Regions from separate parts of the Mus musculus genome. Here regions 1, 2, 3 and 5 are each linked to region 4. Evidence: chromatin loops called from intact Hi-C (ENCODE). Cell type or tissue: gastrocnemius. All regions are shown on one strand. Links, peaks and the distances in the headings refer to the core of each region. The heading gives the core; the rest is flanking DNA. Region 1 overlaps Morrbid (myeloid RNA regulator of BCL2L11 induced cell death). Region 2 overlaps Acoxl (acyl-Coenzyme A oxidase-like). Region 3 overlaps Acoxl (acyl-Coenzyme A oxidase-like). Region 4 overlaps Gm36203 (a long non-coding RNA gene). Region 5 overlaps Acoxl (acyl-Coenzyme A oxidase-like).

Evidence for each region. Peaks named below come from ENCODE experiments on the same cell type or tissue, not always from the same donor. Only the 100,000 strongest peaks of a DNase experiment are listed, where the experiment ranks them.
Region 1: a loop joins it to region 4, with 7 times the contacts of the local background. A loop is called at or near these places in 32 of 42 quality-filtered maps.
Region 2: a loop joins it to region 4, with 4 times the contacts of the local background. A loop is called at or near these places in 22 of 42 quality-filtered maps.
Region 3: a loop joins it to region 4, with 9 times the contacts of the local background. A loop is called at or near these places in 30 of 42 quality-filtered maps.
Region 5: a loop joins it to region 4, with 3 times the contacts of the local background. A loop is called at or near these places in 21 of 42 quality-filtered maps.

What each region holds. Positions count from the first base shown.
Region 1 is chr2:128,409,620-128,415,654 of GRCm38, forward strand. All of the region lies in intron 1 of Morrbid (myeloid RNA regulator of BCL2L11 induced cell death), which reads right to left. Among named protein-coding and RNA genes, the nearest start is that of Gm14010, 10 kb to the right of the region's middle. In gastrocnemius, for the core only: a CTCF peak has its summit at 2,910; DNase peaks (open chromatin) are centred at 2,937 and 4,987.
Region 2 is chr2:128,119,952-128,125,986 of GRCm38, forward strand. Acoxl (acyl-Coenzyme A oxidase-like) reads left to right here. Exons shown (of 18, transcript NM_028765.3): 18 at 2,997-3,942. The coding sequence ends at 3,185. Among named protein-coding and RNA genes, the nearest start is that of Bcl2l11, 3.1 kb to the right of the region's middle. In gastrocnemius, for the core only: CTCF peaks have their summits at 2,662 (motif pointing right) and 3,340 (motif pointing right); DNase peaks (open chromatin) are centred at 2,651, 3,289, 3,644, 4,152 and 2 more places; H3K4me3 peaks cover 2,859 bases; H3K27ac peaks cover 1,441 bases.
Region 3 is chr2:127,889,957-127,895,991 of GRCm38, forward strand. All of the region lies in intron 8 of Acoxl (acyl-Coenzyme A oxidase-like), which reads left to right. Among named protein-coding and RNA genes, the nearest start is that of Acoxl, 38 kb to the left of the region's middle. In gastrocnemius, for the core only: no CTCF peak of the experiment used is centred there; DNase peaks (open chromatin) are centred at 686 and 5,079; H3K27ac peaks cover 1,411 bases.
Region 4 is chr2:128,569,552-128,575,586 of GRCm38, forward strand. Gm36203 (a long non-coding RNA gene) reads right to left here. Exons shown (of 9, transcript XR_866725.3): 6 at 5,725-5,841; 7 at 4,930-5,075; 8 at 1,994-2,233; 9 at 602-984. Among named protein-coding and RNA genes, the nearest start is that of Gm36203, 19 kb to the right of the region's middle. In gastrocnemius, for the core only: no CTCF peak of the experiment used is centred there; DNase peaks (open chromatin) are centred at 3,383 and 3,867; H3K27ac peaks cover 566 bases.
Region 5 is chr2:128,111,197-128,117,231 of GRCm38, forward strand. The region is part of intron 17 of Acoxl (acyl-Coenzyme A oxidase-like); the gene reads left to right. Among named protein-coding and RNA genes, the nearest start is that of Bcl2l11, 12 kb to the right of the region's middle. In gastrocnemius, for the core only: no CTCF peak of the experiment used is centred there; no DNase peak of the experiment used is centred there.

The sequences.
Region 1 (6,035 bases), core at 304-5,303, 160 kb before region 4:
CTGTAGAGAGTCAGTGTGTAGGGATGGACTTGCTGGGACTCCTGTGGGAGGCACACAGGGTAGGGATGGACCTCCTGGCACTCCTGTGGAAGGCACACAGGGTAGGGATGGACCTGCTGGCACTCCTGTGGAAGACACACAGGGTAGGGATGGACCTGCTGGCACTCCTGTGGGGGGCACACAGGGTAGGGATGGACCTCCTGACACTCCTGTGGGAGGCACACAGGGTAGGGATGGACCTGCTGGCACTCCTGTGGAAGGTACACAGGGTAGGGATGGACCTGCTGGCACTCCTGTGGAAGGCACACAGGGTAGGGATGGACTTCCTGGCACTCCTGTGGAAGACACGCAGGGTAGGGATGGACCTGCTGGCACTCCTGTGGGAGGCACACAGGGTAGGGATGGACCTGCTGGCACTCCTGTGGGAGGCACACAGGGTAGGGATGCATTCACCGCAAATATGAGCCTTGGTCCAAAAACTAATGCTTCCAGAACGTTCTTTGTCCCACATGTGAACACAAAGGAGTGAAACTCATGACTTCTGAAACCACAGAGTGTATTTGACTTTTTCATCTGCATTCTCTTCCTTGAACAACTTCTGTGTAAGGTGGGATGACATTCTAGAACATGCAACTCAATAAGGAGACAATTTTGCTGGTTCTTTTTTTTTTTTTAAAGATTTATTTATTTGTTTTATGTATATGAGTACACACCAGACACACCAGAAGAGGGCATCAGATCCCATTACAGATGGTTGTGAGCCACCATGTGGTTGCTGGGAATTGAACTCAGGACCTCTGGAAGAGCAGTCAGTGCTCTTAACAGCTGAACTATCTCTTCAGTCCTAATTTTGCTGGTTCTAAACAGCAAAAAGAGTTGGGTTCAACTAGAGTGTTCTTTATTTCCTTTATTTTCCCTGGTGTTGTCTGGGTCTATAGCTGCTAACCAGCAGTAGTTAAGGTCTTCACACCCATCCTGGCAACAGACCACAGTGAGCCTCGTCTCCTCTATAGACTGGAGCTATGGCGAAGGTGTCTTACGCTGTCTCCATGTTCCACAAAAGAACACCCTTGCTGAAGGGGTGGCTGGGGTATCATCTGGCACACAGGTGTCCCCACTTGTTATTGGTGGCTGCTCAGCCAATATACACTTGGGGAATCGAGGGGTAGTCCCTTAGAGATATTTCACTGATTTTTATAACACTTCCACTTTGTAAGCCTCTTAATGCTTCCATGAAAGAAACTGTGCCACCCAAGCCTAGCCCTCACACATGGTACCCTCTCTAGCCTCATCCGCACAAATGGAGGCCCAGGTGGTACCATCTGCTCTGGGTTCTTGAAATATTGACCTGACCAGAGTGGCCTGGAGTTTCAAAAGTCGACCTGTCTCTGTTGTCGCTTCTGCTGGGACTGTGACTCCTGTGCGTCCATTCTCCTGTCTCCCAAGCGCAGGGTACAGGCTCTTTCTGTCGCACCAAAGTCCCACACAGAAAGCCAGTAGTTCCAAGAGGACTGAGGGTCTGGCTAGTTTTGTGTCAACTTGACACAGGCTGGAGTTATCACAGAGAAAGGAGCTTCAGTTGGGGAAATACCTCCATGAGATCCAGCTGTGGGGCATTTTCTCAATTAGTGATCAAGGGGGTTGGGGGGCAGCATTGTGGGTGGTGGCATTCCTGGTCTGGTAGTCTTGGGTTCTATAAGAGAGAAGGCTGAGCAAGCCAGGGAAAGCAAGCCAGTGAGAAACATCCCTCCATGGCCTCTGCATCAGTTCCTGCTTCCTGACCTGCTTATGTTCCAGCCCTTACATCCTTTGATGATTAACAGCAATGTGGAAAGTGTAAGCCAAATAAACCCTTTCCTCCCCAACTTGTTTCTTGGTCATGATGTTTGTTCAGGAATAGAAATCCTGACTAAGACAATCTTCATTATAATTCCGCCCACAACGTCTTAATTAGAAAGCTATTTGCTCACCAACCCCCCCCCAATAACCTGCAAGCACCCCCAAGTGTGCAGCCTGAAGGTGAGAGACTCCCATACCAGGCTCTGGCAACCAAAGCTTGACACAGATGTCTCCCCATCACCGCAGCCTGAGTGAGGTGCCCAGTTGTGCCAGTCATTCTCCTCTGCCGTGCCACCACACCACCATGTCATTCCTCCTCTGTAGGATTCTTCCCCGTTTTACCTTTATTAATTTTTAACTGTGTACGTAATATGTGTATGTGTGTGTGTGTGTGTGTGTGTGTGTGTGTGTGTGTTTGTGTGTGTGCAGGTTAATACAGGTGAAGGATGAGGCTGACTGACAGTTATCAATCTCTACCCTGTTTTATTGAGACAAGGTCTCTCACTGCACTTGAACTAACTTGTTCAGTTAGCCCAGCTCTGCAGATCTGCCTTGTTTTGACCCTAACCCCTTGTACTGGGGATCACAGATATATTCCACCTTTACGAGGACACTAGGTATCTAAACTCAGGCCCTCACACTTGATCAACAAGCACTTTTCCCAGTGAGTCATCTTCCTGGTCCCTTTCCCATTTTGAACACTTACTTCAATCTATTTGTCACTTTATTTCCTAGCAACTTATCCCTTCTCGCCTTTTACAGCCGTCATGTTTCATCCTACACTACATTCTTTGAAACTCAGGTCCTATGAGATTTTAAAACAGAGCCATTCGTGGAGGAGGGTTCCACTTTAGCCATATCTAACATCTGCTGCACAGTCTCTGCTGTGTTAGTGTCTGGATACTTGTGAGTCGTGACCAAAGGTCCTGAGAAGTCTTACAGCTTAAAAAAAAAAAGTATGTATTTCTATTGGCTCATCTGGACTTTCCAGTCCCATCCCAACTGTAGGTCTTTGTGGAGAATTGCAGCCCATAGCTCACTAGCGCCCCCTGACTTCCAATAACACCTCCGCAGGCCTGACTGCAGTAGAACAACCGACCAACAGGTGGCCTGCAAAGAACCCAGCAGCGCGCGGGCACGTGGTGGGTGGGGGGAGCTGCAGGTGGCTGTGTGGGTGTCCCAATTTCATGGGCTTCCATGTTAGATGAGCCAAGCCTTGCAGCTGTGGGCTTCGTAGAGTACAGCGGGGGCAAGGGGTAGCTTTATGGCCTGTGGAGCTTTCTGTGTGATTGTAAAGCACTTTCTCCCTAAGGAGGTATTCATTTGCATGCTGACCTCCTGAACATGGAGGGGCAGACCCTGAGTTCAGACGGTGTGTCTCTGCTCCCATTGCCTAAGGTGAAGTGTCGAGGTGTGGGGATGGGCAAGGAGTAGAAGTGTGTGATGGGAAGAGAAGGGTCCAGAGCAGAAGCCCACGTCCTCATTCTCAGGGGAGTCTGAAATTGACAGACAAAGAAGGAGATACACAACAGTCCACCCCTGTAACCAACATTCCAGGGACCTGGAGTCCTAACCGGGGAGACCCTTGATACTGCATGTTTCAGGACGAGGCTGTGGTTCCATAGTACATACGGGCCTCCTGGTGGCTGCCCTGAGTCACCGATCTAGAGGCCTGACCTCGGGAGGAGGCATTACCTTACCACAGGCTCTATCCCCGCCTCTTCATCTATGTAAATTGCTTTTACAGCACGTGTCATAAATCAGCAGGAGCCGCTGTTACTTTGTGCACTGGCGGGAAGTGCAAGTTGCAAAGGCTATGCTGGCTCTGCTTTCAGCAGGGGCTCCCTAGAGCAGATGCAGGAGGACACTCATGTAGGCTCATCAAGAAAGGAATTAAGACCAAGTCCGGGCCTGGTTACTTTAGGCATGAGCCTAGGTAAAACAAAACAAAACAAAACAAAAATCCCAAAACAACAACAACAACAACAAAACTGAGTGTGCGAGACTCCATGTTTAAAAAGTAAGTTTCCAAACAGGGCTGGGAGGTGGCTCAATAGGCAACGTGCTTGCTACGCAGCTGGAAGACCTGAGTTCAGATCCGAGGGACCCACGTGCAAAGGCAGGTGGGGCGGCTTGCATCTGTAATCTCAGTGCTGGGGAGTGGGGAGGAGATGGACAGATGCAGGGGGCTCGCTGAGCTGAGATGGTCACCTCCAGGCTCCTTCCAGAAAAGCTGAGAAGCAGGGCTCCAGAAGGTGCACACAGACATGCATATCAGACATACATTCAGAGATGCAAGACAGAGGCCACAGAGCATTTAAACAAGCACACACCTTTTTGAAATTACACAGGATGTACGTTCCAGAGGCCAGCCGAGCCTGGATCTGTCATGGGCTCAGGGCTCAGAGCCGGAGAGTGCGGGACTTAACTCTGAAGCAGAACAATCTGGAAAGACCTCTTTGACTGGTGGCTCCCAGGATGGCTCCAGTGTGAGCCCAGATCCCAGCTTCTGGCACACTCCAGAGCTTTAGATCCCCCATCTTCTGCATCGTGAGTCTGTTTCATAGGTGTGTGCGTTCTTATGCGAGGTTATCTTTCCGTTTCCCCACTTACTGAGGGACCCAGAAAAATAAGACCTATTTTCTCCTGGCTTTTGCTTAGCTACCTTTCAGTGCACAGGTACTTGAATCTGAGACATTGAGAGTCCACTGGTCTCCCAGGATCCTGCCTGCCCTGGGCCTGGCCTGTGTCCAGGCCTGTGTCCAGCACTGGGCATATCTGTCTCTCCTGGGCTGCCCACTGCTACCCTGCTTTCTGTCCTGACTTCCTCAGATCCTGGAGTGGTGGCTTCTTGGGCACCTCTGTTGTCAGGACATCGTTTGCCTCATACTTTGATGTCTCTTTAGCAGTTACCTCAGAATACCAGCAAGGCACTCAATCTTATAAACATACAGCTTTTGCTGTGCTTTAGATAACAGCCCATTTTACAGGAAAAGACTTGCTAAGTATTTATGTAGGAAATGGCTATGTTCTGCAGGCCCCTGGTGGAAACAATCTCTGCTTGGCCACAAGAGTATCCCCCTAACTTCAGAAGAGGACAGGTACCTGTAAATTCCTGAACCCCAGTGCAAGGGGACACCCGGCTGGCAGCCTGCCACCAGAGACCCGCTGTACAGACCACGTCCAGCCTTGAGTCCTAGCTCCCCACCTTCTGACTTTGAAGTCAAAGTTTCACATCCTTGAAAAATACTCATGGCAGAAGGCTAGTCCCGAGACTAAAATAACTTTCCACGAAATGCTCAGAAAGCAGCTCCTTGCCTGTAAATGCTGTGATATTATAAGAAACACCCTTGTTTGTGTGCGGTTACGTCTTGTGTAACTGCCTCAGTGGGGCCTGCGAGATCATTTCTGTAACTTCTAAAAACCAGCACTCTTTCACTATAATGTGGCACCTTCTCGGTTCTTTAAACTATTTTTCTCTACAAGTTCTCATGAATTGATGGTTCCTGTTTTTCTGAATGTGCTGTTGGAGCCTGTGTTTCTGAGGGTTCTCCACCATGTTGGTTTAACAACTAGGCAACAAGCCAAAAGTTATCCTATCTTGCTGCTGCTGCTGCTGCTGTCCCTTGGAGAGTGGTCCTCGCTTGCTCGGTGGAAACCATCCCCTGTGGGGGAAGCATCACTGGCTCCCTGAGGAACTCGGACTTCAGAGAAAGGGAAAGGAGAGCGGCAGAGTGGGTGAAAGTTCGGATGGTACGAGACTCTGAGATTAGCCGCCGTGAGCCACCAGCCCTGGGCTCAGGACCCCCCAGAGGATACCCTGTTCTGTATAAGTAAGAGACACACCTTTCCTTTTTTCACGCACCCCCCCTTTTCTTAGCAAATGTAAGTCCAAAATCTACTTTCAAACCTCTCATTATTCAGCCACTTTAAAAAGTAATTCTTATTTGTTGAGATTATTATATAATTACATCATTTCTTCCTTTCCTTTCCTCCTGTCAAGTCATCTCATGTGCCCATCCCCCTTGCTTTCTTTCAAAAATCATGGCTCCTTTTTCTTGAATTGCTGTTACTTTTAAGAAAAATGTAGACACAGCAAGACTATTTGATTCACCTAAATATTCAAAAAAGATTTCTTGCTAACAGGCTGACAGCACACACTCACTGTCAGGAGACAGCCTTCGAGGAGCTAATCC
Region 2 (6,035 bases), core at 733-5,732, 450 kb before region 4:
AGGTGATGCTGGACAGCTAGCGGTATCAGCAGCACAGGAGAACAAGAGCAGGGTCCTCAGAGCCTCTTCAAGGCCTAGCCTGTGCAATTCACTTTCACCTTCTACTTGCTAAATGAGCCATGTGGGACAGATATAAAGAGCATAGCACAGTGTCCAAGCAGGGAAGGAGCCGCTCATTTGACTAGCTATTCATCTCTCCATGTGTTTCAGCTTGGGTTTCCCCCAAAAACATCTGGAGCTGGAAACAGAGGCAAGACACACAGAAGCAGGCAAACCTTGCACAGAGAGCAGGTAGTGGTCAGGAAACACACCCTGCAAATTCCTACATGGCCAGGGCCTTGCTGAATGGAAGTAAGAAAGGGGGTGGGAAGCTTAGAGACTGCTGCCTCCAGGCTACCTCCTTTTCCTGGCTGGATAAGGCAGTACTGGAAGAGTCAAACAGGAGAGAAGAAAGAAAATATGCAAGCAGGTGGGCATATGGAATCAAAGGAGACAGGAACCCTTCCCCTGGGTTACAGTCACATATCCACACTCGGGGCCTCCTGATGCCCCATGCTTCTGCTTGCTTTCTGGCTTGTATTTGTTATCTTATACATCTCTGTGTGTGTCTGCTAGGCTGTATGTGCACCATATACATACTACACACAGACACACACACACACCTGCAGAGGCCAGAAGAGGGTGATAGATCCCTCGGAAAAGGTGTTACAGGTAGTTGTGAACCACCTGACCTGGGTGCTGGGAACAAACTTGGGTTCTCTGAAGGAGCAAGGGCTGGTAACCACTGAGTCATCTATCCAGTCCACATTCAAGCTTTTTTTTTTTTAATGCAGATTGTATTTTTAAGATTTATTTTTGCTTACATGTATGTATGTTCACTATATATGTCCCTGGTGCCCAGGGTGAGGATGAGGGGGCTGAAGAGGGAACTCCATCCCCTGGAACTGGAGGTAGGGACAGCTGTCAGCCACCATGTGGGTGTCAGTGACTGATCCCAGGTCCTCTACAAGAGTAGCAAGTGTGCTTAACCATTGAGCCATATCTCCAGGTCCCTACCCAAACCGCCTTTTTTTTTTTTTTTTAGAGGCCCTGAAACTTTGCAGTAGCTTCCTGCTGTAAGAGGCCATGACTGTCTGCAGTGTGTAGTATGCACGTAAGCTTTTCAAGTCCTGTGTGGTCTCTGATGCAGGACAGTACCACAGTTCGAATACTGGGAGTAAAAGGAGGTTAAAGATTATGCTCCTGATAGGAAAAGACGAATGGGCATGCTCCGTGGAAGCCCCGCCCCGCCCCACCTCACCCCTCCAGCTACATATTCTGAGTTCTGTTGATATAAGGATGGGAAAGCCAGAGGGTGCTTCAGGCTATTCCAGAGCCTGAGGTTTAGAAACTATCCTGGCAGTCAACGTTTGGTTTCCCTAGCCAGTTCAATGCTCTTTTCTGACACCCGTGGTGGGGTCTCACTCCTGGAGAATGAGGAGCACAGAAATACCATTCTTCATCAGCATTTGGTCTTTCCTTTTTTTTTTTAACTCTTTCTTATAGCAAATAGAAATCACTTTCCATAATTTCTACCTCTAAGTCTATATTTCACACTAGACAAACCAAACACATTGTGTTCTTTCACAAGCCTTCTTTCAAAGTGAGTTTCCCCCATTGGCCGCTGCATGACAAGAGTTGGCCTATCTGCCTTAATGAAACCCACAGGGAGCATTATCTTGAATAATTACATGAGTACACGTGGCAAGTTCAGGGGCTGGGTAGACCATCTTGTGGTTTTGAAATGTGTGGTAAAAAGCATCAAGAGTTGACAGATTAGTTGGGGATTTGTCAAGAGTATTAATTACAGACTTGGAAATCTTGGTTAGTGACAGTCTGTCTTGTCGCATCTTGCAAATGTGATCAAAGTCATTTCGGAACTTATTTGATGGTGCCTAACCAAGGTGTGTGAAGAACGAAGCTTTTCATTAGAAATCACTGGGAAGTGGGGTGCATTTTGAAGGAAGAGGGCCTTGAATTGCACTCCCCTTCACACTTCTTCCTCCTCTTCCTCTTTCTTTTGGGGAGGGCAGATGGGGGGGGGTCTTAAAATATAGATAGCACACAAGGATAAAGTTGGGCCCATAAAAGTGTTTTTAAAGCTACAAAAAGAAACTATGAAGCCTGGAGGTTGTTGTGATCAGTCAGTCCAAGACATGTATAGCTTAACGAAGACCTCAAATGTCAGAGTACAGTATGAATTTGCTTAGGGGAAGGGAAAACAGGTCTCTCCCCTTGTTCAGATCTAGAAAAATCATCCTTTATTTTGGCTTCTTGCAGGGATGAGTGGGCGGGTCGGTACTGGCATCTAAATCATAGAAAATGAAATAGAAACACAGCCCTGTCCTGAAACCTCCCTCCCTTCTTCTGGGAAGTCTGTCCTGATGGACCTCCACTGCCTAGCAGAGTGGATGGACCACTCGTTGATTCTGCGCAACTGGAGAGGCCGGAAAGTGATTAACGCCGAGCCTTGGTTTGTTTGGTGGTCCGCAGCAGTCTCTGAAACCCTCCTTACTGCCTTCCAGACTCTGTTGGCACCCTTCTGGTGAGACGAGGCAGATCTTTTCAATGGCTCATCTAGTCAGAAGTTCTCGTCAGTTGCCTCTGTGCACCAGAGGGTGGCACTCCAGAGGTGGAGAGGAAGGGCGGGAAGAAGGAAGGAATGAAGAGAAGGCAGCATTAATTCTCAGAGCTAGGTCTCTAGTTACCGAAGTATCTTAGCAAAGAGCCGCTACCCTCAGTCCCTTACCGGGGGTTGGGGGGGAAAAACCCCTCTAAGTTTCGACCGGACCTGGGGGTCAGAGTCTTAGAGATTTTAAAGAAGTCACAGCTTGTTTAGAAACAATAACTTTCTGTGTTGTGGGGAACCCACATTTTCTGCACTTCTGAGGGGCAGACGACAAGTCCTCCTTGACTGCGCCCACATCTGACCTGACCCTCTGTGCCATGTTTTGCAGTTGCTGAATTTGTGCGAGTCCGTGAAGGATGACGCCCTGAAGGTGATCTCTGCCTTCAACATTCCACACATCACCATCCGTGCACCAAAAACAGGAATCCCCAACCCCGGGGCTGCCGAGGCCGCCTACCCGGCACCCATGCAACCGCTCGTGCGGGATGCGGCGCGCGCTCAACTGGCCAAGCTGTGAGCCAGGCGAGAAATTTAGTGTCCCATCTTCCAAGTATTTGGCCAGAGCTGGAGCAGAGGCCAAAGTGGCAGGTGCAGGGCAGCCACCTTGGGGATTTTGGTCTGGCAGAGGAGGTCCAGCTAAGGCTGGCGAGGAGCAGGGCAAGTTGTCCGGGAGAGGGAGCCATAGATGGATACCCCACTATCACAGTGACTTAGCCTGGTTTGTAGCCTCGCCTGGCCTTTACCTTGACTTCTCCCAGCCATGGCCCTGGATCCCCCAGACAATCGTCTTCGCCCACCGCATGGTGCCACCAAAGATCTCTACTGTCAGTGGTGACTCATATTCCCAGAGACTTCGAAAAGCTCTGGCGCTGGGTTAAAAAAAAAAAAATCAAAACATAAAAATCAAACACCCTTAGGCAAAAGGGGTGGAGGAAAGCTCCACCCTCTCCAAGCTCGGGCAAAAGTTCAGCGAGGGATGATTCGTGAATCAGGCTTGCTCCAGCTTTGCGAGGAAATGCACTGGCGAGAGCGGAGAGCTTGAGCCTGCAGTCGCCCTAGTCTCACCAGGTAGGTGATCTCCGGACCGCACGACCATGCGCGACAAACGCTCCTCCGCGCTAAACTGTTACCAACCCTTCAGAAAAGCATAGATGTGCAAAGATTAATAAATAATAGAAAGATGCTCCCGCGGCTTGGAGAGGTAGGGCTGGCTGGCCTGGGGAATAATTGGAATAAAGTGATTTTGGAATTTGGAGAGATTACACAGGCGGAAATGAATTTCTCATTTGTGTTCTGACTTGGTGTTGCCCAGTTTCGTTCTCATCTCTAGCCATCGACTCGCTCCCCTCCCTCCATATCCGCTGGCAGCCTCAGTAAGGCACCAGTGACCCACTGGCCCTTCCCACGCTGCTCTTCTCTGCTGTCAAATCCGGTCCCAGGAGTTCTTCCGACACAGCCAGAGAAAGCTGAATGGGCCCAAAGGCCCGCGGCTACCTGACTTGAGGCACTTGGTGGAAGCTCCCCTGACTGCCTTGTTCCCTGGTGATGCAAGAGCCTCCGCCTCCAGGCCGGCTTCCTAATTAGGACCTAAAAAAGAGCACATAGCCCAACCCGTTGCTTTCCCCAGTGCCTGTATATTTTCTTTTAGCATGTCCAGGGTTGCAGAATCGGAAGACTCCAGAGCAGCCTGCTCCTACAAAGAAACACCAGCGCTTCCCCACCCCCACCTCCCACCCCTGTATGGTTCTTTTCTAGTCCAAGTATGAGGCGCCTAGCTCCACGCTGAGGGCGCAGAATACTTGCTGCTGGCTTTGGACTCCCAGAGTAGCAGTAGCAGATTGGGCTGCATGGGTGGGATGCCGAGTGGCCAAGGCACAGTACTGCTTCACAGACCTTGGTCAGGACAGACCTGGATCGGCGGTGTACTTGACTTCATCCACGCCCTTGCCCTGTGCGCTCTTGTAGCGATCACCCCTGACCTCCAGCAGGAGCAAGGCTTTGCCTTGAACACCCCAGCTTCCCTGGGAACCAATGGCTTCTTTGATCTCACTCAGGATTCACTTGAGAAGCTAGACTTTAGCATGGGGCTGTGCTGTGTCACCGTGACGTTAGATCCGCATACAAACACCAAAATGACCAAGATGGCCCAACATTGATTGGGACGGCAGGTCGCAACACTTGTTCTGCAAGAAAAGGCTACGTCCTACTTACTGCCAGCCTGGATGCAGGTTGGGTAGCCCATTAATAGAGTTTCCTTAATCTCGTGTGGGGAGTGGGACGTTCCATTTCCAGAGCAGCTTTTTTGGGCCGCCGCTATGAGAGAAGGGGCTGGGGGTGGGGATGCACATGGCGCCATTGACTTCCAGACTTCTGTTGGAATCACAAAGGCCTCAGGAAGATCAAGGGATTTTTTTTTCGACCCCCTTATGGTTTTCCCAGCTCGGCCTGAACTCCGCTGCTCCATGGTCGCCAGCATCGGCGGACCGATGGATAGACAGTTCCTGGCGTACACTGTGAGCCCCAAACATTTCGAGGCTCCCAACACCGCTCATGGCACAACCGTCTTTCCTTGGTAGCCCCCCTCCTTTTCCTTGTAGTTATTCTTTTCCAGCTAACTTTCTCATTCCCCTATTTTATATGCTTGTCGTGCCCGCCCATCGCTCCCTGAAGCTTCCCGCTTCTCTTGTCTCTCAACTGTCCTTCTCACCACCACCTCTGCCTCTTAAGTAACTGGGCACTAGGGAAACAAACATATAAACCACAACAACAACAACAGCACACACACACAAACACAACACTAAGGAGAGCCTAAAGGAGGACAGAAGGCAGAAGGCGGCGGCGACGAAGAATCTCGCTTGAGGCGCAGACGAAGAGGGGTGAGCATCTTGCTGATCTGAGTCCCCCGGAGGTCAGGAATTCTAGGAAAGGACAGTCAAAGGCCAGTGCCCATCCTTGCACCAATCTAATCCTCATGGTTTGGGGCTGAGAAGCTGTGCAAAGCAAGGGCGGAGGGACGCCTTCTGAGGCTTCCAACTGGCGCCCGCGGCCGGGCTGGACACAGAGCAGTGTACCCTGAGCGCCCCCTAAGTTCCGCTCTGCGAGGTGGCCGCCACGGGCGGACGGGGAGGGGCGGGTACATTCTGAGTGGAGGATGGGCGAGCATGCAGCTGCCCGCAGGCCAAGACACTAGGGTAAACACGCCGGGGTGGGCGGCGCACGCAAACTGCAGGACAGCCGGCGGGGCCACCCTCCCCACTACCTGTCGCAGCCTGCACGCGCCAGCGGCCTGGGGGCCGTGGGGGGTGGGGCTTACCTTCCGGCTTGCCGGGGGCCGGACTAAACGGGGGCGGAGCCCGCGGTGATTGGG
Region 3 (6,035 bases), core at 521-5,520, 680 kb before region 4:
CAACAGAAACGTAAACATTTATCTTTATTTTGAGTCAGGGTCTTGCAATGTATCTCTGCCTGGCTTTGAACTCCCCTTATAGACCAGGTTGGCCTCTAACTCAGAGAGATATCCCTGCCTCTTCAGGCCAGTTACTGGGATTAAAGACATATATACCGCAATATTTATCTTTTAAAAGATTAATCTGCCGCACTTTCCTCCAAAGTGAGGAGCCAGAGCTCAGTACAGCTAGAGATAAGCTTGTGTGTTGAAAGTGTGTGGAAGAACTACCGTTTTGAGCGCAGTTCCTTTTATATGGGCCCAATTTGTTCCCTTTCAGCACTGCGATGATGATAGAGATGACCTGGTGCATACCCCACAGAGACTCAGAGTGTACCAAAGAAACTAGACCATTGAAAGGGAGCATCCAGGGTTACCCTGGCAAGGGGACAGGGGCAGGTGGTGGTCGGGATCCAGGGCTAGCACCTTATAGAAGGAAAGCCCTAGGGTATTGTGGGTTGGAAGGGACCTCGGAGATTGTGTTCTATACTAAGCCCCACTGCTCTCCATGGTTGGGATTGAATCTAAGAATTCCTACATGAAGAATACAAACTCGGTCGCTCAGCTGCGCCCCACCCCCTCTTTTATAGAAATATTTCCGAGTAAGGCCTCTTGATCCCTGGCAGAGTGACCTAGAGTTGGCATGCAGCCCATCTTTCTTGAGTCACACAGCTAGGTCGTGCTTACAGATAGATGGACACTCTCAGCGCCTGTGGTAGGAGTGGAGTTTTTCAGTGCTGAAGGAGAGGGAAGTCCTTGGGCGTTCCTCCCTGTTTGATGTGGCATAGGGAACTTTAGCTGCTGTGACTGTGCCAGCAGTTCAAGGATCAGCACTGCTTGTCAGTGAGTCATCAGAGGCCAAACAGGCCTCTGGGAACCCAGCCTTCTGAGGCTCCAGGTACAGCCACGGCAGCCATGGGGACTGGGACACATGGCTGTGGACTGTTTTTCAGATGTTCCTTGCTTGGGTCCTGCTAGGAAGGAAGCTGGCCTTCCTCAGCTCTGTGGCCCACTTACTTGGGACAGAGGGTATCTGGGCTACAGCTGTAGGGAGCTGCATTGTTTCATGGAGACTGTCACCTGTCACTGGGAATCATCGTCTGTGCCACCTGGAAGGTTGGACAATGACAACCGATGGCTGGCAGGTTTTCCTCAGTGTTTCTGCCTGAAGCCATTTCCATGTAAGATGGTCCCTGTGAAGGGGACTGTCCCTTTTCTTCACATTTCACTCTGTCATGTTTCTGTCCCTTGCTTTAGTAGATTCACAGAGAAAGGGATTGAAAGAGAAAAGCCACAACTGTGGCTGGCTTTTGTTGAGAGCTTCCTGTTAAGGGACAGCATTTGAAGCATGCTATGAGCAATCACAGTTCATCTCGGCAGTCCTGTAAGGTGGATATTCTCATGAGTCTTGTATTTAGTTGAGAAATGTTGTGATCTAAAACAACATAGCAGTTTGTCCAGGGTTTGTCAGGGCTCACAGTTCACTAGGGTCCAGTTCTTACCGTGCAGGCAGGGTAGTTTTCAGGTGATAAGTCTTTGAGTGTCTTGCATAAGCCCTAGCCACAGCTGCTCCTGGATCACTGTGTGGTATACAGTCATGTTTGCTTTGATTAACTGAGCTTAACCAAAGATTTAAAAATTGTCTACATTGAAAGTCATAGAGATTCTACCCAAACTGGAATTTGTCAGATGTCAGCTGGCTAGTGGCAGGGCCAGAATCTAGGCCTCCACCCCATCTAGTGGCTCTATAGTAGGCTGCTGGCTTTTTCTAAGAGTAGTACCTTTCCGTGGTCCCAAGCATCTGTGTGCCAGGAGGGCTAATGAAGGGCTGAGGCCCGAGGCTTCTTCATACAGATGTTCTTTTATGGGGAAAGGAGCCATTTATGGCAAACATTTATGGAAGGTGTCCAGAGGAATTTTAAAAAACTCAATCCACTGTAATAATTTTCTTTCTTTTTTTCTGTTTGTTTGTTTATTTGTTTTTCAAGACAGGGTTTCTCTGTGTAGCCCTGGCTGTCCTGGAACTCACTTTGTAGACCAGGCTGGCCTTGAACTCAGAAATCCACCTGCCTCTGCCTCCCAAGTGCTGGGACTAAAGGCATGCGCCACCACTGCCCGGCTTGTAATAATTTTCTATGCCTAGTCTACAATAAACTTTAATAGGTCAAAAAAGGTTTATCTCTCATTATAGATATTTAAAAATTCCCTGGGCCTTTTTAGTCAGACACCACAAAACTCTGAGGGGAGGAGCAAGATGAGAGTCTATGACTTGTTTGTGTTTCTGAATTTCTTGGTTTACTAATTCTAGGCATTTCTACAGCTCTGCTGTGAGTTCAGCTCAATTATGCAAAACACACCCTCATTTCCATTTCCCCATTTTCCTTTAGTTTCAGATTTTTACATCATTGCAAATCTGTATAAAACCTACCAGATTACCTACAAACATCCTGCGATCTCCCATTTCCTATCCTGATAACTCGATTTCTTGATTTTATCCACTCCCCAATTTGGTCTGAAGAACTGTAATTCATTTTTATATTGTAAAAACTGAAACATTGAGTTTTTCTTCTGTATTTAACACCTAGCTTTTGGTATTTGAGTACATTATTAAGGTCAGGGCTATGTATTTGTCAACAGTAGAACTATGCAGAATGTGAAACATATGTTTTCCCCATATACATCCGATGTGAAAACCCTTTTACAATGTGAAGAACAGTGTCCTAGCATAGCTGTCTTATACTCCATAAACTAATCAAATCCACAGTACCTGGCATTTTCATTGTTATATTTTTGAAAGGCTCGGTTTTCTGCTGCAGTTTTCGGTTGCTTCCTCCCCTCATTGGGAGAAAACTCAGTTATATCTTCTAGTTCATTTTATCTTTTTTTGTTTGTTTGATAGACTTCTGGTAGTAATCAATCTTTTAAAACAAGACTTATCTTTTTGTTTGATTTCCTCTAGTTTTGTTGCAATATGTAATAAAAATCTGGGAGGGAACGTGATTGACAGAATTCTGACTCCGTATATGTCATCGGTGGTCTTTATTTTCCCCTCACTTATGACTGACAGTTTATCTGAGACTTGTACGTTGAAAATAACTTCACCTGAAAGGTGTTTCTCCAATATCCTTTTGCTTCCAGTCTGCTTGTGGGCAACCCCGTGTCTCCCTGTAGTGTCTGCATTTTTTCCCCCTCCGTGAGTTGTTTGTCCTGTGTCTTGAGTGTGTGGGAATTTCTTAGTGATGTGTCTAGGGTTCGGTTTTCGCTCATCCTGTGTGGCATCTGGCAAGCCCTTTCGATTTTAAAGCTTAGGTCTCCTTCCCTTCTGGGGACTGCTGTCTTTACTTAGAATTCTACTTATTTAGAGGGTAGGACACTTGGCAAGTCACCTCTCCTGTGTATTCCCTCTAACATTCCTATAGAGTTGTTGTCCATTTGTTTGGAGTAGTCTGTTGTTTTTAGATGTAACTATGGGCTGAAGATTAAGAGCTCTGCTCCAGGAATCAACTCTTTTCTCTAAGAGCAATGGGTTGACTAGGAAAATGAAAACGGTTGAGAAACAGACAGACCAGCAGTTATAGTTGGTATGATATAAATATTGTTATGAGCGGGATCAGAGAACCACCAAGATTAGCTTCAGCCATGCAGTGAGGAATCCCCCCAAAGACCTTACACTGAGTTTTGAACCCAGGTAGAAGTTAGTTGTCAAGCAAAGTAGTGAAAGGGACATTCCAGGCATGGAGGAAGGCATGGAGTCACAGAGTGCGTGAACAGTGTGGTCCAGTTGTGGTGCCATACAGGAATTAACATGGGCTGAGTTTCCCTGGGATGCTTGAAGGAAATGGACAGCAAGGAGGCTGCAACAGAGGCTCACACTCAGGAGAAAGAGAAGATTGATATGTTTAGACTCACTGTCCTGACAGCTGGCTAATGGGTGGAGAGCAAAGCTACCGTTGGGACTATCATAAGGATCTGAAGAAGACATGTACATCACATAGAAGTAGCAGGCAAGGGAAAGAATGTGGCATATGTGGAGGGGCCAGATAGAGAGAGCTGGGCTTACTGGAGTGATGGGTCAGGGGTGAGCCTGGGGTAACTGGAGTGATGGGTCAGGGATGGGCCTGGGCTCAGTGGGGTGATGGGTCAGGGATGGTCCTGGGGTCACTGGGGTGATGGGTCAGGGATGGGCCTGGGGTCACTGGGGTGATGGGTCAGGGATGGTCCTGGGCTCACTGGAGTTATTGGTCAGGGTTGGGTCTGGGCTCACTAGAGAGATGGGTCAGGGATGGGTCTGGGCTCACTGGGGTGACCTGTCAGAGATGGGCAGGTCTGGGTTTGGTCAGTGTATGGCTTGAACTTGCCGAGGGAGTTGAGAAGAAGGATATCTTCTGCCTTCCACAGAAGAGACATTTCTTAAATGTTCAGTAACTCAACCTACCATGTAGCCATTGAGTGATTTGCCTCACCAAAGAATTTAGGAACAAGAGGACAAATTCGATCTTTTCTTGGTCACCATTGTCCCTTCTGAACTGAGAACAAGGCTGGGTACTTAGTGCCTAGTAAATAAATAATGAACACATGATGGATGGATGGATGGATGACTAACTGTAGCATTGAAGAGAGGGGTTTCTTTGTAGAGAATAGATGAGTCCAGATCATAATGTTATGGGGATTTGGTGTGGGTCACATGGTGGCTTCCTATTTATTATTTACTAATTAACATTTATTATTTTTGTATAAGCCGTTTGGTGGCCTTTTGTTTATTGTTTATTAATACTATTTATTAATATTATTTATTTATTTCGTGGAACCTGTGGCCTTGTGGCATTTTAGGCATGCACAATAACACCAAGCTACTTTCTCAACCCTTATGCAGAGGCATTTGAAATGTATGAAGAGCCCTAGAATCCTAAATGAAACTCTTAGAAAAACAAACATAATACTTCCATTGTCTTGCATGCCAATCCAGAGCTGTGTTATAATCTTGGGGCTAGCCTGCCCCGGGGCATTTCAGTCTGGGCAGTGAGTACGTAGGCAGAGAAGTCTGTTTATTTCCTGCAGTGCTCATTTACTCCTTGGCTACCCTTGCAGACTGCTCGTCGGTGAGTCTCCTGGGCCTGATGATACTGTCAGTGTGACTGAATCGCTATTCTGGGCAGATGACACATAGCCCAGGGACTGTCTCTTGCTCTCTAAAGATGACGATGTAATAGGATCACAGCTTCATAGTGCACTTCAGGCCACACTGTAGAGCAGTTGGTCTAAGGGGCTTTATACCTGAGTGAGAGAAATTGATCCCAAACCCCAGTGACACAGACCTTATTTCAGCTTCTCAAACAGGCTGCACTGTCACTTCTGCCCAGGCTACACTGTCACTTCTGCATAGGCTACACTGTCACTTCTGCCCAGGCTACACTGTCACTTCTGCCCAGGCTACACTGTCACTTCTGCATAGACTACACTGTCACTTCTGCATAGGCTACACTGTCACTTCTGCCCAGGCTGCACTGTCACTTCTGCCCAGGCTACACTGTCACTTCTGCATAGGCTACACTGTCACTTCTGCATAGGCTACTCTGTCACTTCTGCATAGGCTACACTGTCACTTCTGCCCAGGCTACACTGTCACTTCTGCATAGGCTACACTGTCACTTCTGCATAGGCTACTCTGTCACTTCTGCCCAGGCTACACTGTCACTTCTGCCCAGGCTACACTGTCACTTCTGCATAGACTACACTGTCACTTCTGCATAGGCTACACTGTCACTTCTGCCCAGGCTGCACTGTCACTTCTGCCCAGGCTACACTGTCACTTCTGCATAGGCTACACTGTCACTTCTGCATAGGCTACTCTGTCACTTCTGCATAGGCTACACTGTCACTTCTGCCCAGGCTACACTGTCACTTCTGCCCAGGCTACACTGTCACTTCTGCATAGACTACACTGTCACTTCTGCATAGGCTACACTGTCACTTCTGCCCAGGCTGCACTGTCACTT
Region 4 (6,035 bases), core at 282-5,281:
ACGTATGCCTTCATATGGCCTAGTAATATATAAACACATATACATAAATATACATAAATACATATGTACATACATAAACATATATAAATACATATAGTATCTTGATTCATAACTGCTCCAAGCTGCAAACACATCAAATATCCAACTTATGAAGGGAAAGCTAGATGTGGCAGTGGCCATTGTGGTGGTTTGAATATGCTTGACCCAGGGAGAGGGACTGTTAGGAGTAAGTTTGTTTTTGTTAGAGGAAGTGTGTCACTTTGGAGGTGGACTTTGAGACCCTCCTCCTAGCTGCCTTGAAGCCAATCTTCTCCTGGATGCAATAAAAACAAGATGTAGAACTCTCAGCTCCTCCTGCACCATGCCTTTCTGGATGCTGCCTTGCTCCCACCTTGATGATAATGGACTAAATCTCTGAACCTGTAAGTCAGCCCCAGTTAAATGCTGTTCTTTAAAGAGTTGCTTTGGTCATGGGGTCTCCTCACAGAAATGGAAACCCTAACTAAGAGAGCTGTCAACAGAGGTCCACTACTAACACGTGAGGACATGGCCAAGTCTCAAAGGTAGAGCAGCAAGTAAAAAAAGCCAGGCACGAAAGATGACATGTTGCTTGGTGTCGTTTATATGAAATTTTATAAAAGACAGAACCGTGTGATGGAGAACAGGTCCCTGACTGTCGGGCCCAAGGATAAGAGCAGGATTGCAGAAATAGTCAGGGACCTTGTGTGAGGTGGTGGCATGCTGTGTGTCTCACTTGTCACTGGTGGCTGCATGACAACACGTGTACAATAACCAGAATCCATAGTGTTCCAATTAAGTGATCTTCGGAAACCCACAGCAATGCACACGAACTGTCCCAAGGCAGAGAAATTGACAAGCTGTGAGCCTCTTCCTCAGGGCATAATAGACAAGAGGGGAAAAGAGCCCTCCAAAGGAAGAGGGAGCCTCCATCTCCGCAGCTTTTACATCCTTGGATTCAATCCACTGGAATTGAATAGAAGAAAAATCAATAAAAATAGTGACGCCACAGTAAAATATACCACTACCCTACAGTTAGCAGCCTGAAAACATTTACACAGCATTTTGTCTTATATTAGGTATTTGTAAGTCCAGAGATGAGCTAAGGTCAACAGGAAGATAAGCAGAAGCTACATGCAGACACTGTTCCACCCTACTTTCCCCTGGATGCTGGGGGATGAGGGATAACAAGCATACACGCTGAGCTATGGAGACATGGCATCCCTGTAAGATATGCCAAGATTCTCTCTCTCACTCTCTCTTCCTCACTAGAAAACAAGCCATGACGCTTCTATGTACTTAGAGGACAAACACTGAACGTTGGTTTGTTATTTTTCCAGATGTCGCACGTGTACGGAGCCTGGGAAAATTTTTGAGCAAGAGTGAGAGGCACCACAGCTGAGATGTATAAGTCAGCAAACTGACCACAGGCTCTTCCCACCACCCCACTCACTGGAAAGATGCTAGCAAGCAGGGGGACCAACACTACCACAGAACGTGCCAACAGTTGGTACCAATCCCTGTGAAATAACACAGACACCAGTGCTGAGTCTCTTGAAGCCAAACCCCTGAATAATACCAACAATACCACAGTGGCCCCCAAATTAAAGGTTGCGGCCTCTAGTCCCTAAATGGCTGCCCTGGAACCCAGCCAGGATCCTCAGTCCCTGCTAAACACTGCCCACATGCCCATTTCGAAAGCCACAGAAGGTGTTAGGCTTTTATGATCAAACTGATGAGTTTATGTGAAAGCAGAAGAGGGCAGCTGAAGGTCAGGCGGTGAAGTATATGCAGTCTTTGAGTTCCCCAGGGATCCTTGTCCAGGGCCTGGCCTCAACTCCCTTCTTACTTCCTACACCCCTAGCCATGTTGCCGTGATTGCTTAACTCACCAGGGAAAGAGCTGTGATGAGGAGAAACTTAAACTAGATAATAAAGCATGCAGGGATGGAGCCCAGTCTCCATTTAGCTCTTACACTCTCAACATTGTAGCTTTGAGGGGAGACTTTCATTTCTCAGACTGCCTTGCATTCTACAGCTGCAGATGCTATTGGGCCATGCACTCCTTTGTTGTTGATACTGTTGGCGTCTTGCTATGTAGCCCAGATTGGCCCAAAGACTCTTATGACTCCGTTCCTCAGAGCTGGGATTACGGCAAGGTACCACCATCCTGACCCACGAAGCTCTGATGAGTGGTGGCTCGTTGAAGCCCAGGCCTGCGGATGCAGGGGTGAAGAGCCCTCAGGTCTGAAGGTCTGAGAATAAGTAGCCTCGAAGTGCAGACTCAGGAGAAGATACATCTCAGTTCAGGAAGAGATTGTGCACCATTCTTCCATCTGGTTTATTTGGGCCCTGGGCAGACAGGGTGATTCCTATCCCTGTTGTTGAAGGTGAATCCTCTTTGCTCAGTTACAGACTCAAATGCTAATCTCATCCAGAAACTAACTACATCCAGATACAATGTCTGCCAACTATTTGGTCCCGCCTTAGCCCAGTCAAGGTGGTATATAACATTAATCGTCTCAGGGGCTGGAGAGGCCCAGAGATGAGAGAACTTGCTCTTCTTGCAGAGGAGTTCAATTCCACAGACCCACAGCCACCTGTAGCTCCAGCTCCAGGGATCCAACAACCTTTTGTGACCTCCATGGGAATATACATATATACATACACACATATACACAAACACACACACATTCGCATGCATATATGTACACATAGACACATAAATAAAACAATAAAAAATTATTTTTAAAAATAAACATATAGAGAAAACAAGAATGTATAATACATCATATGTAATACATAATACATAAAAAGTCCCATCATAAAATGACCAGTACTCTATGATTCCATTTATATGGGGCACTTGGAATAGTCATGTTCCTAGAGATAGAGATCTGGATGGTAGTTGTTGGTGGCTGTTGAAGGCACCTCTGGTGTTTACCAAATAGTGTAATGGATGTAAGCTACAGTTCTGTATTATGTGAGAGTACTTAGCACTACTCAACTAAATACCTTTGAGTGGTGAAGGTATCTGGGATTGGTGGAATGCTTGCAATCCCAGGGCTTTAGAGATTACAAACTGGAGTTCAGCCTGGGCTACACTGCAGGGCCCTGTATACAGATAAATAACCCTGAGATGATGAGTGTCATACTCTTGTGTATTTTCCCACCGTTAACAATTGTTGTGCAAAGTTTCTGCACGCACTGAATCCTTTGTTGCCCAGTGTTCGGCAGATTCCACTTTTTGTTTGGCTGAGATGTGTCTTCAGCTACAGATCTATTTGGTGCCAATTTTAGTAATGGTAGAATGAAGTTCAAATAAACTTTCCTCTCGAGAAAGGCCTAACTCCGGCAAGTTGCCAGGACAAGAGAAGAAGCAAGCACATGCAACAGTGCGGAAGGCACCGAATCCTGCAGGCACACTCTGTAGGTGATCTTGACACCAGGATTGGAGCCGTGAGGGGAGTGGAGGAGACAGGCAGCCGTCAACCACACTATAATCCACAACATGTATTATCACTGTCTTCTGGATTATAGATGTTTCTTTCAATGAGTCAGGAAGGTTGACTGGCTGATGGATTTAAAAAAACAAACAAAAACAAAACCCTCATAGGGCTTTCCTTATATAGATTGTCCTCAGGAGACCTCTGACTGAATGTTCCCTCCTCCCTAGCTAGCAGCTGCTTCTTAGCATGTGTGTTTACAGAAATACCAGTAGTTATTGCATGTTCCTTGCCATGTGATTAAGCATTGCCATAAAGCCCTGGCTAGATTAGGGAAAGATCTTCCCTTTCTGAGACTGGAACCAAACTAGTGTCCATGACGGACAGCTTCTGCCACCTACTGGCCAATGGTAGTATCACTTGCCAAATGCCTCTACTTGCCAAGGAGAGAGAGCTAGAAAATTCAATATAGGAGGACACACTATATGGGCTTGCTCACACACGCACGCGCGCACACACACGCACACACACACTGAATCATATATTTTAGCGTTATATCACAGAGTATATACTCAGATGTTGGGTTAAGTGGAGTCTACCCCACTATTGCTGACAACTTTCATTTAGCATCTCCCTCAACTCTTAGAAACAGTGCATGAGGTAAGCTCCATTGTTCTCATTTTAGAGGTTGGAAAACTGGAGAACGGAAGTGTCCTTCTGATATGACAAGGGATCAGAAGCACCATGAATAATATATTGGAAAGAAGGCCTACAGTGAAATTACTATCTTCTCTCTCCATTTTAAATTTAATTTTGTTACTTTATGAGTTCTGCTTGATTTTCATATGTTTATCACATGCATACAGTGTCCAAGGAGTCCAAAAGGCAGTGTCAGATCCCCTGGAACTGGAGTACAGGCTGTTGTGAGCTGCCATACAGGTGCTGGGAACTTAGGAAGAGCAACCAGTGCTCTTAATGCTGAGCCATCTCTCCTGTCCCTGCTTCTCCATTTTTTTTTCAAATCAAACACACCATTGTAAAGATGTCTAGTGTGCTCTAAAGAATCCAGAAGAGCCAGCTTAAGAGTCAGAGAGATGACTCAGCAGTTAAGACCACCAGTCGCTCTTCCAGAGGATCTGGGTTCAGTTTCCGACACCCACATACAACCAATCTTCCAACCACGGTCTGGAGTTCCAGATAGTCTGATACCCTCACATAGACATGCATGCAGGCAAAATACCAAGGCAAAATACCAATGCACGCAAAATAAAATAAATAATTTTCTTTTTAAAAAAAAAAGTCCTACAGAAAATAGCAGCTAATGCTTCTGTCCAGGTTCACTCTGGCAAGGTCACCGCTTTCCAGACCTCCCACAGTGAGTGTAGCAGGTGGCTGTGTCCTCATTACTTACCTTCAGTTCATATCAACAAACACATGGCTATTTCTCCAAACAAAACAAAACAAACCTTACATCCTGAAAATTTGCCACCACTGAAGATCTTTATGCTCTGGAGTCCCTCATAGTCATTCAAGCAACAGTGCAAATATGCAAATGTGTAAAATTTCCAAGCGTGACCAGGTGAGACAGGAGTACATCCGTGGACATATATGGCTTGATTAAAAAAAAAATCAGTTTTAGACCCACAGTTGAAATTTAGAGGAAAGGGCTGGGGAGATGGCTCAGCAGGTAAGAGCACTGACTGCTCTTCTGAAGGTTCTGAGTTCTATAAATAAATCTTTGGGCCGGAGCAAGCAGGGACTGAGTGAGTGGGGTTGACTAGAGCAAGCAGAGGTCCTATACTCAATTCCCAGCAACCACATGATGGCTTACAACCATCTGTTCAGCTACAGAGTACTCACATACATAAAATACATAAATAAATCTTTTTTAAAAAGAGAAATTTAGGGAAAGAATCAGTTGTACTGGCAACCTCCCCAAAGACAGGCCCATCCCTTCAGGAAGAACATTCTAGACACTGTATCTTCTCACTTTCCTGCCTCTTTCTAGTGGGCCGTGGACAGTGATCAACAGTCGCCTGTCTTTACTGAAGGGAAAGGAATGAGACCTGCAGTTTGAGCCCACTGTTTCCCGTTGGCATAATCAACAGCACACCTCCATCTAAAAACAAGACAGCCTCCTGCTGGTGTGAGGTACAGGCTCCTCTCCTCCCATCCCCCCCCCCCCCAATCCCCTCTCCTCCCCTCCTCTACCCTTCTCACAGCATCAACTTGACTGGAACCAGAACCAGGGGTGCAGTCACCTTGCTAGCACACAGAGTGGGACGCAGGTCTTCACAAGGGGTGGCACTGTTGATTTATGAACTTCTAGTACTCAGAGTCCATGGTTGGGGATGGGGGTTGGGGGAGGAACAGATTTCCTATAGTAAAGGTTTCAAAATAATGTCTATGTCAATATATTTAGCAATGTATATCCATTAGCTTTTACTAATGACCATTTCCTTATAAGATGTCTATAGCTGAATCCTGAAGACTGCTGTTGTTCTTGAGAGAACAGGGAAGGTTTCTGGCCAAGGTTCAAGGCAGAAATGGGCTGGAGATTTCATTTCCAGAC
Region 5 (6,035 bases), core at 719-5,718, 460 kb before region 4:
GTGGGCAGGAGCTGGTACATCTATGGAAGCTGAGGCTTTGGCATCCCCCTTTCCTGGGCAGCTAGTTGCTCCCAAGGCCACCATAGGCTCACATCACAGCCACAGGCACCCATTCTGTTAAGCTAATGAGTTACTGCTGAGCCAGGGTAATAAGAATGTCAGGTGTGAGCACAGGATTATTTTTTAAAGTCTTTTTGGGAGGCAGATGTTCTATTTCTTAACCTGTGTGATAAATCAGTGTGTTCATTCTGGCATGATTTAGCAAGCTGCTGAGCTTAGCTCTCTTTGTGCACATTATATGCCAACTAAAAGGCATACACATCAGAGCAGGAGGCTTTGGGGGCTTCTATAAAATTCTCTCATTAGAATCTAACTTGAAATTTATGCTATGATTTCCTTGCTCAGTTCTTTCTGAATTAAATGTTTTGTTTGGGGAGAATTACACGTTCACATGCACCTGTTAAGAGTAATGCACGGCGGTTTCACAATTCTTTGCCTACTTCCCCTGTTTGGAAACACCTTGCAAAGCTTTAAAATATCTCCTGCAGGGCAGCGTGCTTCCATTGCCACAGGAACCCTCTGGCGGCTCTTTTGTGGTCATACCATCTTCCTTCATCCCTCCTCTTTAATCCTAGGTCACACGCACCAATCCGCTCTTCATTTGCATAACCATCTTCTCAGCAATGGGTTACATAACATACCCGGATTCAGAATCGGCTTCCCCCTCCCACATCATTTTCTGGAGATACATCTATGCTGTTTCATGTATCAAGAGCCTGAGTTATAATTGCCAAGTAGTATTTCACACTGTGGGTATGCAACAGTGTGAATAACCAGTCTAGTTTTTAACAGTTAAAACCACTTAAGAAAAAAAAAAAAAGTTAAAACCACTTGGTTTTAAAACGTTGGTATACAGGATTTTGTGTGTATAAAAATTCTAATTTCTCCAATGTTAATGCCCAGGAACTCCTGCTAGATCATCCCCTCGTGTTGATATTTTAAAGGCCTGGACATCCTTGCTTGCTAGAGCAGACATGACATCTTTACACGTCCGCAGTCGTGTGATGCAGGTGTTCTTGTTTTCTGAGCTTGAGCGCTGCCTTTGGCTATTTTCTATTTTCACAGGACAGGGTGCAGATACCAGTCCCTGTGTGCAAGCCTGCTCATCACCAACCACTGAGCATTTTTACGAGGCTACTTAAGTCTCCACCCATTATCTTTTATCTATGTCGTCTCTATGCTGGCCTCCCTGGTTGTCCTCTTCTTTTAGCCTGGCGTTTTCCTGGCTCTGAGTGTGATGAGTGTCTTTTGATTGAGACCTGGATGTTTGAGGCTTTATGTCACAAAGCAATCTGGATCTGTTTAAGCATCTTTAGCTGGCTTCCTCTAGCACTGTGGGGGATGGTATCTCACCTTAGCACCATGCAATAGTGATAAAAATTCTGAGTTCCTTACCCCATCTCTGATGATAGATGTTCTAGTTAGGGTCTTAACTCAACAGTCTGGAGCAGTAGTTCTCAGCCTTCCTAATGGTCTGATCCTTTAATATAGTTTTTCATGTTGTAGGGACTCCCAAACGTAAAATTATGTTGTTGCTATGTTATAACTGTAATTTTGCTACTGTTATGAATTGTATTGTAAATATCTGTATTTTCAATAGTCTTGGGTGATTGGTTGGTCTTTGTGAAAGAGCCATTCAGACCCCAAAGAAGTTACAACCCACAGATTAAGAACTGCTGGTCTAGGGTAACCTGAGAAGGTGGTCTTAGATGAGAGATAGCTCAGATCAGTTCCATGGGGAACTGTCTTGATTGTTAATTGATGCAGAAGGGCTCATACCACTGTGGGTAGCACCATTTCCTGGGTTGTATAAGAAAGCTAGCTAAGCATCAGTGAGCCAGCAAGCCAGCAAGCAACCGTGTTTCTCCACAGTTGCTACTTCAAGCTTCTACTTTGGTTCCTCCCAGACCTGAGAGTGTAATAATAAACCCTTTCCTACCCTCAGTTGCTTTAGTCAGAATGTTTAAACCCAGCAACAGAAAGGAAAGTCTAGGGTGTAGGGCGTTCAACTGGGCCTCACCAATTCCTCTGGTTGGGAGAGACAGGAAGATGGCATCACTTTCCCCAAGTGGTCTGGTCACTTTCATGCTAATGCTAAGTTCTCACCAGGCCTTCTCTGACCTTATGTGGGAGAGGAAAGGAGCTCTCTACTGCCAGGAGATAAAAGGCGTGGCTCCTCATGAGGGTCTTGCTACAACCTGTTGGGAATACAAGACTTCGCTATGTGGCCAGTTGAGCTACTGGGAGTGTGGATACAGCTTTCTCTGTGTAGCTTGGATATACTAGAACAATCATATGGCACAACTCTGTGTAGTGAGGCTGCCATTACCTGATGCTTTGGCGAGAGACAGCATATGTTTGTTGGAGTATTTGTCGACATCTGTTAGTATCTCTACACTGAAAGAAAGAAAATCCTAGGAAATTACCACCATCGCTGTATTAGTTGGGGTTCCATAGAGTCACAGAACTCATGAAATGCCTCTATATATTAAAGGAATTTGTTGTAATGACTTCCAACTAACTCAACAATGGGCAGCTGTGAGTGAGAAGTCCAAGAGTCTAGTAGTTTCTCAGTCTCATGAGGCTGGTTGTTTCAGTTGGTCTTCTGTATGCCTCGAGATCTAAATCAAAAGCACATGTCATCCCATGTTGAGATCTGGGTCAAAAGCCTGTATCTTCCAACCTCAAGATCTGGATCACAGGTGTGCCCTCCATTTCTGGATCGTAGTTCACTCCAGACATAGTCAAGTTAGCAACTAGAAAAACCATGCCAGTCACCCAGGAGTCAGTCCCTAGAGATCTGTTTCTCTCTTCATCCTTTCAAGTCTTCTCAGGTTTGTTTTACTAAAGTATCTAGGGTGTCCTCTGTGGTTAAGGGAATAGGGAATCTGTCTTCTCAGAATGAGCATTGATAGTGACTTCTGCACAGAGGATAGGATGGGATTTACGCAAGTGTTCTGGAACTGAGCCTCAAGCATGCTAGAGCAGCATGCTCCCATGAAGCCATGGCTGTGGCCCAGAGTCCTTTCTAGAGAACTTTCTGAATCCCTCAGGCCCTAGATCAGTTGACTCTTGGAGTCCCACTTTACCTGAGCCATTTCTTGTCCCTTGGCCTCATGCTAAAGAGTCTTCCTTGTTGCCTGTAGCTTTTGCTACCTAATCTAAGCTCCGGGAACAGACTGCCACCAGCCCCTGCCCAAAGAATATTGAATCCGAGGATGAAAAACAGACACACACAGTTGTTCAATTTCAACTTGCCTTATTGGCTCAATTGCAGGGCATTATTAATCTCTGAGGCTAGCATGCCCTCCCCAATACTCTTAGCTCAGTACCCTAAATCTGTCTTCAACTTTAGTTGTTCAGTTACCTTTAGGCCCAGCTCAACACCCCATCTCTCCCATCTGGAGAAGCAGCCTATGGCTGATACTCCCAAGATTTCACATGGATTCACACGTTCCTCTGAAACATGGCCAAAACTCTTTCCTTCCCTTATGTCTGCTAGCCTGTCTGCAGGGACCTGGAAGTCCCGCCTATTCCTTCTGTCCAGCAATTGGCCCATGGCATCTTTACTGATGGATCAAGAACCAATTGGGAAACAGAACCTTAGCATCAGACCCACCCCTACCCTTGCTACACTCTTTGACCTTGGGACCTTTTTGCCTTTCATCTAATCTAGAGCATCCCTCCCAGTCATAGCTGGCCCTACAGACCGATTTCCAAACAGAGGAGATCCCTCTGCATTGCATTTTCCATTTTAAAAAAAATGTTTTATTGGACCAGTGAGTAGGCTCAGTTGGTCAAGGTACTTGCCACCAAGCCTGATGACCTGAGTTTAGTTCCTGGGGTCCACATGGTAGAAGGGGGAAAACAGGCTACCAAACTACCAAAAGTTGTTCTCTGACTTCCACACGTATGGTGTGGAATGTTTTAACACTCTCATACATACTACATAAATGTTAAACTATATTATTATGTCCTCCCTACTTTCTAGGAGTCAAAATGCACCCTTTATATATAGTGATGGTAGATGCTATTTTCTGTTATCTTTAACAAAAACTAAAGTTTAAAGTTTGTAGTCACATACTGCTTCCCCTAAAATTGACTTTGTCTTTCTTTTTCTTCTACCTTAAACATATTAATTAAAAATTAACATGGAAATTGGGGCTCATTTTGCAAACACTGAAATATGTAAATTTCAGTATACTTTGGTGAGTTTTGACAGAGGGCAGACTATATAACACAGAATTTAATCACGTTGGAGAAAGTGTCCATTGTTGGAGAAGTTTCTGGGAGCCACTTTCAGTCCCTGCCTTCCCTGACCCCTGCAGTTCCGACTGTGTGTGTAACTCAGTTCTGCTTGTAGAACTTGAGGGAGCAGACAGACTGGCTCCTTCTGTGCAGTGTATGTCTGTGATGTGTTATCCTCTGTATCCTCCCCCTACACACACACACACACACACACACACACACACACACACACACACACACACACGTATTTCTTTATGTAGACTTCTCTGGCCTCTCCCTGTCTCTACTCCCTCCCCAGGGCTCTTTGCTCTAAAACTCTGCTGTGTCATGGCCTCCAGCAACTGGCCTTCACCTCCAGGTGACCTCAGGCACAGCCACTGATACAGAGTCCCATTGTCTCAGAGAGGCAGCCGCCATGGATGCTAATAGGCATGCTATCTCACCACGTTAATATTCATCTCTCTGACATCTGATCATGTTGATAACCCTTTCAAGTACTTACTACTCATTGACATGTCTTAATATTTTTGTGAAATATATGATTTTTTCCTCTGTCCTATTAAAATCTGCATAATGCTATGTGGTAGGAATTTGCTAGACACTATCAATACAAGAAGTTTTAATTTTCCCATCCTGTGGCCAAATCATTTTCTTAATATCTTTTGAAAAGCATCAGGCTTTAAAGTTTGGTGGGCTATAAGTCATCGGTTTTTAATTTTTTACTCGCGCCCTTGTGGCTTTTCTAAAACCTTTTTGCCTAACTGAAGGCTGTAAAGATAGGCCCTTAAGCTTTCCTAGAAAGCAAATGGCATTTGCTTTTACAACGATGTCTGCTTCCTATCTCTAATTTCTGAGCATAGGATGAGGTTGAGGTAGAAGTGGGATAACTGTCATAAAATTAGCCAAGTATCTAATCATGACATGTTAATAAACTTGCCTTTTCCCATTCAAGTATTTTGCCTTCTCTGGGGAGAATCGACTGAACATAAGATTAGGAGGCTGCAGGGGATTTAACTCATATTTAACTCCATTCATTGACTTGTCTATTATTTTTATTAATTTTATCTTGACTGTTATAATCAATCTTATATTGGATAATACAAATCTCCTATGTATTGTATCTATCCTTTTGGCTATCCTATTTTTTTAAATTTCTCTATACATTTTAGACTTGCCTGTATATTTCCAGCCTGCATTTATATTGACTCTCCTCTCCATTTGGAAAGAGTTGATGCTATTGCAGTCTGTTGAACGTGAACATGGCACGTCACTCCATCCGGTCATTTCTCTCCAGCAGATCTTTTTAATTAGCAATAGAATTCTTGAGCATACCTGACGACATTAAGCCTTAATTTGCATGTTCTTAAAGCTATTAAATGGCACATTTTAATTGTACAAATTCCAGTTATATGTTCCAGATGTATTGTAGACACACTTATTCTTGTACATTGGCTTGTACACCTAAGTCTACTAAGTCCATCTCCTACTGGACTTTAGCATATGGATTTATCATTATTACCAAGAAGGTATGTGTCCTGGACTTTTGAGTTTCATGGACACAAATGCTTTTAATAGCATCTTGTAAGGGCTCCTAGTTCTAGTTAGGATGGGAAAGGCACATAGAGAGCTTTGCTCCCCGTGTGAAGAAGATAAGGAATCTGGACCAAGCAAAACTGTACGAGGAAGAGGAGCTGTGCTCAAAATGATGAAGTCGAGAAATGAGGTCC